Linked DNA regions of Homo sapiens: region 1 is linked to region 2. The links are chromatin contacts, found by Hi-C in ENCODE. All regions are on one chromosome and are shown on one strand. Each heading gives the region's core, a stretch centred on a gene start or an enhancer-like site at or near the end of the contact. The rest is flanking DNA. Distances are from core to core; before and after follow the strand shown. Region 1 holds the start of CD276 (CD276 molecule). Region 2 has its middle 33 kb from the start of INSYN1-AS1.

Region 1 (4,456 bases), core at 1,905-4,404, 120 kb before region 2:
ATCAGTGAGTTTCATTTCCATCTCATTTGCCACACTGGGTCACGTGACTGCCTCTAGCTGCAAGGGGGTCTGAGAACCCACGTATTTTCAACTAGGCATAGAACTTCTTAGAACAAATGCTACACTCTGTTGGTAAGGAAGAAGTAGAGAATTAATTTTAGTGGACAACTAGCAGCCTAAGGGCAAATGAGAACACTGAAGGGCTTCAGGTAAGCAAGAGACATTGTGGGAGGATTTGCGCTTTAGAAGGCTCTCTCTGGCAGCTATGGACTGAGGAGTCACAGTCAGCAGAATTAGTTAAGAGGCTTCAACAACAATCCAGTGAGGAGTGATGGGGGTTCAGATGAGGATGGTGTGGCAGTAGGGTATTCAGGAAAGGGAGGGATTCCTAACATATTCTAGGGCACCCCTTCAAGCCTGCCTGGATATTGGCAGTGGGAAGTGGGGGGAAGTGGGAGGGAACGAGGGATGAGTCCAGGTTTTGAGCATAGTCCTTCCTGTATATCTAGAAGGGGAAACAGGTTTTGGGGACATGTGATAATTCAATTTTGCACATGTTGAATTTGAGGAACCTGCAGGATGGTAGGTAGATAAAAAGTGGGATAAGGCTTGTCCCAATCTGGGTCTTTTGGGATTGGTTTGTGACCTCCTTGGGGAACTTGAAGCAAAACTGGAGATAGCACATTCTGAGTCATCTACTACTGTGCTGACCTAGGAAGCAGGTTGTGGGGAGGTGGGGGGTGGGAGGGATAGAGGTGAGAGGGGTAGGGCTGCTGTCCAGAAAGAATGCATGAAGACAACCTTCCATCCTGAGTTTTTCTGGTTCTGACGGGAATCTCTGTGTAGCACCTCCATTCCTGAGTTCCCAGGGACAATCAGGCAAACATTCTCTGAACCAAGGAGACCCCTGCATGATGGGATGGTCATTCTAGCTATCTGTGTCCAGATCCAAGTGTCTGAGTCTCAGATGAGCTGGTCCTACACATGTGCTATCTGTGCCCTGCCCAAGCTGTTTCCCCCTCCTAGGGGATCAGAGCCCTCTCAATCTGCTGCTTCCAGGAATGAGAGCCAATACACATTTCCTTCCCTCCTGACCTCTGCTCTTGAATGATTATTTTAAAATCTCCCCCCATAGACACACTATAAACTGCTCTGTGATGTTCCTTCACTGTCCACCATGGCTGAGTCATGCCAGATTATAAATCCCTTAGGACAGGACCAGCGTCACCACCGCAAGGCACAAGGCACAGGACTGACTCTTTGTGAAGGGAAGGAAAGTAAGTTTCTCTAGATCTGTTCAATGCCACCTCCAGGGTCCTGCAGCAGGGCTCCTAGCTCCCTCAGCCCAAGGACACCTCTCCATGTGATGCTACTTCCCCAGGTTGCTGGGCCAACTGGAGGCTACTCATCCTGAGACCTGTAAGGCCAGACCCAGGCTGGACGAGGCTGGTCAGGGCCTGGCAGGGCAGTGGGGAGCAGCGTGGAATGGTCCAGAGTTCCTGGAGGTGGTCAGGGACAAGACAGCTGGGCCTCTCTGCTGTCATCCCTAGGAGCAGTCAGCAATTACACAGACACAGCTGCTGTGTGATTCAAAGACACATATGCACGTAGACTCAAATACAGAGTTGCTTGAATGTGTTCACAAATATACACACCCGGCCGGGCGCGGTGGCTCACGTTTGTAATCCCAGCCCTTTTGGAGGCCAAGGCGGGTGGATCACAAGGTCAAGAGATCGAGACCATCCTGGCCAAAATAGTGGTGCGCACCTGTAATCCCAGCTACTCTGGAGGCTGAGGCAGGAGAATCGCTTGAACTCAGGAGGCGGAGGTTGCAGTGAGCCGAGATTGAGCCACTGCACTCCAGAGCCAGACTCTGTCTCAAAAAAAAAAAAAAGACAAAAACCCCCCACAAATATACACACCCATGCACCACCACCCCTACCCATACACCACACGCACACTTAAATTCAGAGGGCAAATCCCGGTTCCTCCCTTCATAGCTATGTGTCCCCAAGTTACTTAATCTCTTTGTATCTTAATTTCCTTATTTCCGATCTGTAAAAATGAGAATAATGGTATTCACCTCAATGAGTTGTTGTGAAGATTAAATGAGATAAAATGGTAAAGAGCTTACAACAGTGGCAACACATGCAGAGAGACGCACATGTTTTCATACTCATTTCCCAAGCCCTGCCCAGTACTGCCACTGGCACTGGTGGTGAGCCTGGCAGCAGTACAAGGTTGGAGTCCCTTCATCCCTTTGAGCCTTGGTTTTCTCATCTGTGAAATGGGAATAATAATATCTAGCCGGCGGGGCTGTTTGGAGGAACTAAAGAGGCCCAGCATGGAAAGCTCCTAACCTAACTCTGGCCCACAAAAGTCTCCCTACGTTTTAGCTGTCACTGTCCCTGTGAGGAAGAACAGATCCAAGAACAGGTGCAGGGATGGGCTGCACCACAGCAAAATCTGGACAGGCCCGACCCCCATCTCCTCCCAGGCTGGAGCGGGGCCCTGTAAGGACAGAGCCCAAGGCCACTAGGTGTCAGGCCTGTTGGAGCCAAGTCCGGCCAGCAGTCTGGGGTGGGGCTGGGGGCAGGGCTGGTCGGATGGCCGTGGGTGGAAGGAAAAGAGGAAAACCAGCTCAGTGGAAATTGTCCTGCGGTTGGCTCAGGCGCCCACGACACTGTATTTATAGAGAGCTCCTTGCAGCTCTTAATTCCTCGCAGTCGAGTTAACCCTTTCTGGGCTGTGGTGCCAGCATGGTGTGGAGGAAGAACCCAAGACTGGGGTTGGACAGCAGGATTCCAGCCCTGTTCTGCCGCCAGTCGATGACCAGTCAGTCACCTATCCCCTCTCGCAGAAAGGAAGATTCGGCTCTTGGAAGTGTGGGAACGGGGTGGGGGATGGGCAGCGCCCTGCTCCGGGAGCCGAGGGTTTTCCCCGCCAGGGTCAGGCCTGGGGGCGGGGCGGGGCGGGGGCGGGGGCCAGGCCGTGTGCTCTGCCCAGCGGGCTGGCTCAGGCCTCGGTCAGCAGCCGCCACCGCGGGGCCAATCCGGCCTCAGGGACGCACCGGAGCCGCCTTTCCGGGCCTCAGGCGGATTCTCCGGCGCGGCCCGCCCCGCCCCTCGGACTCCCCGGGCCGCCCCCGGCCCCCATTCGGGCCGGGCCTCGCTGCGGCGGCGACTGAGCCAGGCTGGGCCGCGTCCCTGAGTCCCAGAGTCGGCGCGGCGCGGTGAGTGCTGGCGTGGCGCGGGCGGCGCGGGGTGGGGCGGCCTTTGTCTGCTGCGGGCCGGGCCTGGATCCCGCGGAGGTCCGCACGTTCCCGCTCAGGGCTGCAGGAGCTGAGCAGGGCGCCTTCCCTCCGGGCTCCTGCTCCCCTGCCCTCCCCCAGGTCCGGGCGGCCCCCCTCGCACAGGAGTCCCGGGAACCGCGGGCGCCCCTCCTGCCCTGGGCTGTGGGGCCCGCGGAGAGCTGGGGGCTCCCGGATCCTACCCCGCCCCCCTTTCCTCGGGTTGAGAGGGGCCCGGGCGCCGTCGGACCTGCAGACCCCGGAAGCTGCGGACCGGGCCGGGTGGGTGAATGCGCTTTTGCAGGCCCCGGGTCTGGAGCGGGCATGGGGGCAGATCTGTCCCGTGTTGAAGCTTAACGAAGCCACCGGCCGGCGCTGGGAGGTTAGCGGGGTCTCGGGTCCTGCAGAGGAAAACGCCCAGCTCCGGGAGGGGAGCGGCGGGGAGGGAAGGCGAGTGGTTAGGCGTGTCCACTCTGCAGGGCCCAGCAGGGCGAAGGTGTGGGCGACTGGTGCACTTCCACAGGCAGCCGTGGGCAGCATGAGGGGTCAGATTCCGGGAAGGACAGGTAGAGACGGCTGGCAGGGGCCACGGGGTGAATAGGTGTTGGGGGTGGGGAGGGAATTGGGATGGGCAGTTTGGGCTTGGGAAGCCTCAGGGAGGTGGGGGGTGAGGTGGGATGGAGAGGAGATGCGGGCGACGGTGGAGGGAGGTGGGGACCCCGAGTGGGGGCACACTAGAAGGGAGGGGATTGAATTCCAGCGCCCAGGGCCCTCCCTGCGACCGTTTAGCTAGCGAATTGGCAGGTTTGGCAGCCTAAGGCAGGGGATTTATTTCTAAGCCAAACCTGCTCTAATGAGAAAAGCGTGATAGATGACTCAGATATGGGATCTATCACTGAGGGAAAACATTAAGCAAATAGTAAAGCAAAAAAGATTTGTGTGTGTGTGTGTGTGTGTGTGTGTGTGTGTGTGTGTGTGGCGGGTGGGGGGGTGTTAGTTGTCTTAATTTAGAAAAACGATTTACCTTCAAATTGGATGTGGATAATTGTAAATGAGTCTGATCTCTTCATTAAAGCCCGGGGTCCTTTTCTTATAAGCATGTCTTCAGCAGTTAGTTTCTATATTAGAAAGTAATGAAGCTGCTTTGTCTTTAAGAGAGTTCTTTAT
Region 2 (4,122 bases), core at 366-2,865:
GCAGGTGAGGACAAAAGTACATCAGCCTGTTGGTGCTCAGAGGGGACGAGGCCCCTGTAAACGGAACACTCAGCGAAGGGCCCTAAAGGAGCGGGGATGGGGGCTCCTCAAGGCAGATCCTGAGCAGGACCCGCCCAGCACCCGCTCCCAGCCTGTCAGGAAGGCTGAATGAAAGAACACCGTGTGGATCTTCCTCTGGCCCTTGGAGGCTGTGCCCTCTGCTCAGAGAGGAGGAGCAAGGACATTAGCAGGAAGGGCTGCAGAGTGAGCTAAGGTCTGGAGGTGAGGATGACTCTGAAGGCCTTCCTGGAGAGCAGGCTGAGGAGGTAATGCCTGACTTGGTGGGGGAGGGGTGCTGAGGACCCGCAGGCCACTGTGGAATTGGACCCATCTGGCTGAGGCAAAGGCGCTGGCAGTTATGTTGCACTAAGTGGGCCAAGAGGTGACCTCTGCTTTGGTCTGACTTTGGCCACAGACCTAAGAATCTGGATACAGTTGGGCTAGAAGGGCCTTGGCAGACTGCACAGCTCAACCTGTCTTGTGCAGGTGGGAAGTGGGAGATCCAGGGAGGAGGGACTTGCCTGCACCCTCCCCACCTCCTGCTTGGGTGTGTGGCCCTCCCGCTGGGTGGGAAGAGCAGGCAGGAAACATTGTCTGAGGTTTCCAACCACACGGGAGGAACCCTGAAAAGACATTCCTGAGAGAGGCATAAACTAAGACCTAGAAAAGACAGAGGCTGACCTCACAGCCCCTGACTTCCTGCTTCAACCTCCCTTCCCAGCCCAGGCCAGTCTCTTCCCCATGGTCGCACCTTTGCTCAGCAGTTCTTCCCAGCGGGAATGACTGCCCCCACTTTCTATCTTTCTGTCTCTCTAACACTCACTTGATATTGACTGGACTTTTATGTATAGTTGGGCCCAACCCTTAGAACTAGCTCCAAGGGCTCTGGTTCCTCCAAGAATTCTCCCGTGATCGCATCTACCTGCTGACCTCTCACTCCCTTGTGTGACCCTGAACCTGAGACTGGCTCTGACGAGACAAATGGGGTGCTGTGAAACTTCCCTCATCCGTCCACAGGCCTGCTGCTCCTCCCCTGCCATGCTCTGAGCTCCCTGAAGAGGTGACCCCACTGCAGGCTGCCCTCCAGTCCTCTCTGCAACTCCCAGAGCAATCATACTGGAGAAGAGAAGGTCACCAAGGCCTGGGTCCCAGGGGAAGCTGAAGAAGACCCCTCCAGCTCACACTGCCTGCCCTTGTCACCTGCATGGACAGAGAAATGGCTTCTGTCCCTGCAGTCAGACAACCAGGCTTGTGGGCTCTGTAATCTCCATGACTTTATCCACCCTTCCCCTCAGGGTCTTACGGGACATCGCTATCTTTCAATCTCTCCAAGACTTATTTAGCCAGAGTCTTTACCACACTCCTACCTGAGTTTATCCAGCTTCTCTTGCATGCCTCCGGTGACAGGCTGCTCACTATCCACAGGGTCACTTCTTATCCTACCAGGGCTGGTCAAAACCTGTGTCTCTTTAGGTCAGCAGTGCCTGGTGCCAGAGGTCCTATCAGTAGACCCAAAGCTGGGTGAACAAAACAAAGGCTGGGCAACTCACTGTCACCTGGGCATGTGACCAGCCTTTGCTCTCCACTCTGGCTAATTCTTTTGTCTGGGGGCCACATCGCCTGCCTGCCCTCCCTCCTTCTGTGCGATTTTCTTCTTCTTCTCTCTTTCCTCCCCCCACTTCCTTGTATCTAAGGATTGCATGAGTCACTTCACTTTGAGCTGCCAGATGTCGGATGCAGTTGGGCTTGGAGTGGAAGCCAATTTTTTCCCTTTACTCAAAAAGAGCTTGGGGCTGATGAAAGCCCCCAACACTGTCATCCTGGATTTTTCAGGACGGTAGGATGGCTGCGTCAGCTAGCACCACTTCTTCCAGGTTCTGGCCTGCCCACCGTCCGTTCCCAACTTGGGAGGGCAACTTGTCCTCTCACTGGCACCAGGCATAGGGCCAGGCCAGCTCTGTGCAGTCCAAGGCACGCTCAGAATGGCCCTCATCATCTGGCCATGCAGAGCTTTGCCAGTCTGAGTGGAGCCCAGGGCTCAGGGCCAATCCCCGCTCCATCCAGGGAGTTTTCAATGAGAGCTAGGTACCTAGCTCCATGCTGGAGCTGTGGGGGAGACAGGAAAAAATAAAGAAGGGCCTCGCCTTCAAGGAATTGGCAGTCTGTCTAGGGAGATGAAATTCATACAAATAGTGGTTCATGCGTTTCTGTTTGGATTGTGCATCCACTCCCAGACATGACCTCATCCAGTTCTCACAGCTATTCAGCATGGGTGTCATCATCTTCGTTTTACAGATGAGAAAAATGGGGCTCTGAGAGATTAAGTGACTTGCCCAGGTCACATAGGTGGTTGTGGAGCTGGGCCCTGCCTCATTCGCTGGGCTCCAGAGCCTGGCATCTGTGCTGAAGTTGGAAAGGAGGGAGGGATGGCTTCCAGGAGGAGAAGGCCCACTGTCCTCTCCCCGTCTCCTCCAACTGAGGCTGGGCTCTCTCCTTTGCCATGAGAATATACCTATCTTGAGCACATTCCAGAGGTGCTAGGCAGGCCAGAGATCTTGTCTGTTGGGGAGTATGGAAGTGGTGGGGTGCTTTCTTAGATTGGGCTCCCTTGAACCTAAAGCCTGGGGCCAGGACTTGGGTACAGGAAGTGTATTGGGAGATTTCAGGAAGAGGGTAGCTGGGTAGTGAGACAGGGAAGGAGGAAAAGCTGATATAAAGGAGCATTAACAGAGAAGCCGCTGTGGAGGGCAGGGCTCTACTCCCCTGGTATCTCCCAGGACTGAAGGCCTAAAGGACGGAAGTCAGGGGGGCGGGTTATATATTGGCCACCATCACCCATTGGTTGGGGGGCTTCTCCAGGGAGGTGATGGCTCCTCTGGACTCCAGGAAGAAAGTGGAATCCCTGGCCTCAAGTGCTTGAAGCGGATGCTGAACTTGCACAGAACTGCCTATCCCAGAGTGTGGCTGGGCTGGAAGTGTCTTCTGCGGCAGAGAGTTAGGAACATTTGGTTCCGGGCAACCACATCTTAGGCCCTGCTGCCACCATGGAAGGCCCTGCTTCAATGACCCAGTGGGCAAGTTTTATCGAGCAGTTACTGGTGGGTGTCTGGCTGGGAGTCCCGGAGTCAGGTCAAGAGAGAAGTAAAGATTTAGGGGAAGGGGAAGAAAAAGACGTCTACACACTCCTGATTCATTTTGCCTACCGTCAGCATCAGTTCCGTAAATCTCTCCCCTTCCTGCTGGCTGGCTGGTTCCTCAAGGGCAAGAATCAAGTGCTATCCATCCGTGTGCTCAGCTCCAGCACAGGGCCTAGCCCCGACATGCCCAGAGGTGCTGCACTGAAAATCCAGCATGGGATTATGGCCCAGCCTTGGCTCTTGGCTGCCAAAGGTTGAATGTGGGTCTCTGGGCTCATCTCACAAGGCCCTGGGTCTCCAGGGCAGGGGAAATGAGGAGCAAAGCCACCCTTTTTTTTTTGTCATTAACAGAGTAGGGCCTCTGGCTCATAAAGCCCTGGGATCCCGCTCCCTCCCTTCTCTTTCCACTTGATTACTTGTCTCTGGAATGGAGTGGTTTCAGGCTGCCAAGTGTTTTGGGGAAAATATCCTGTATAAGAAAGACACATTCCCTCCATAAACTCGTATTGTGTTTTTGATTGTCTCCCATAAAGGAAGAGATGTATCTTCCAGTTTATGTTTACGACTGTGTAGATTAAAAAAAATCAATTCTTTCACTCTACATTTTTTCAGCCAAACTTCCCCCAGCAGCCTTTCTGCTGGGCCAACAGGCTGATGCCCAGAACTCGGGGCTGGAGGTTTCTCTGCCATCTGTAGGCAAGCAGGAGAGGCCAAAGCCTCGGACTGGCTGCAGGCCTGGCACAGGAAGGGAACTTCTTGTCCCTGCTTGATTTCTAAGCCAAGTTGGCTCTGGAAGGCAAGGGGTTGGCTGAGAGAAGGTGGCCGGCAGGGAAATAGGAGGCAGCCCCAGCCTGCACCAGCACCCTTCACCAGGCCCAGTGAAGCCTCTGATGGAGGTGGCAGGGAGCTCTCCCCGACCAGCCTC

What was found. A loop is a pair of places that touch in the nucleus more often than their neighbours do. Pooled maps may share reads with other maps.
Region 1: a pooled map shows a loop between it and region 2 (2.0-fold over the local background). The contact joins the promoter of CD276 here to the enhancer-like site in region 2. A Hi-C loop is called at or near these places in 1 of 50 pooled maps.

What each region holds. Positions count from the first base shown.
Region 1 is chr15:73,681,229-73,685,684 of GRCh38, forward strand. CD276 (CD276 molecule) reads left to right here and starts at 3,155. Exons shown (of 10, transcript NM_001024736.2): 1 at 3,155-3,232. RefSeq lists enhancers at 2,044-2,552, 3,570-4,076 and silencers at 2,936-2,985, 3,106-3,235, 3,246-3,375, 3,536-3,585.
Region 2 is chr15:73,798,978-73,803,099 of GRCh38, forward strand. No RefSeq gene overlaps it. Among named protein-coding and RNA genes, the nearest start is that of INSYN1-AS1, 33 kb to the left of the region's middle. RefSeq lists enhancers at 1-496, 497-1,175. Within about 2 kb of position 1,616, at least 11 of the 41 ENCODE cell types and tissues checked have a DNase peak (open chromatin) inside an H3K27ac peak, as active enhancers do.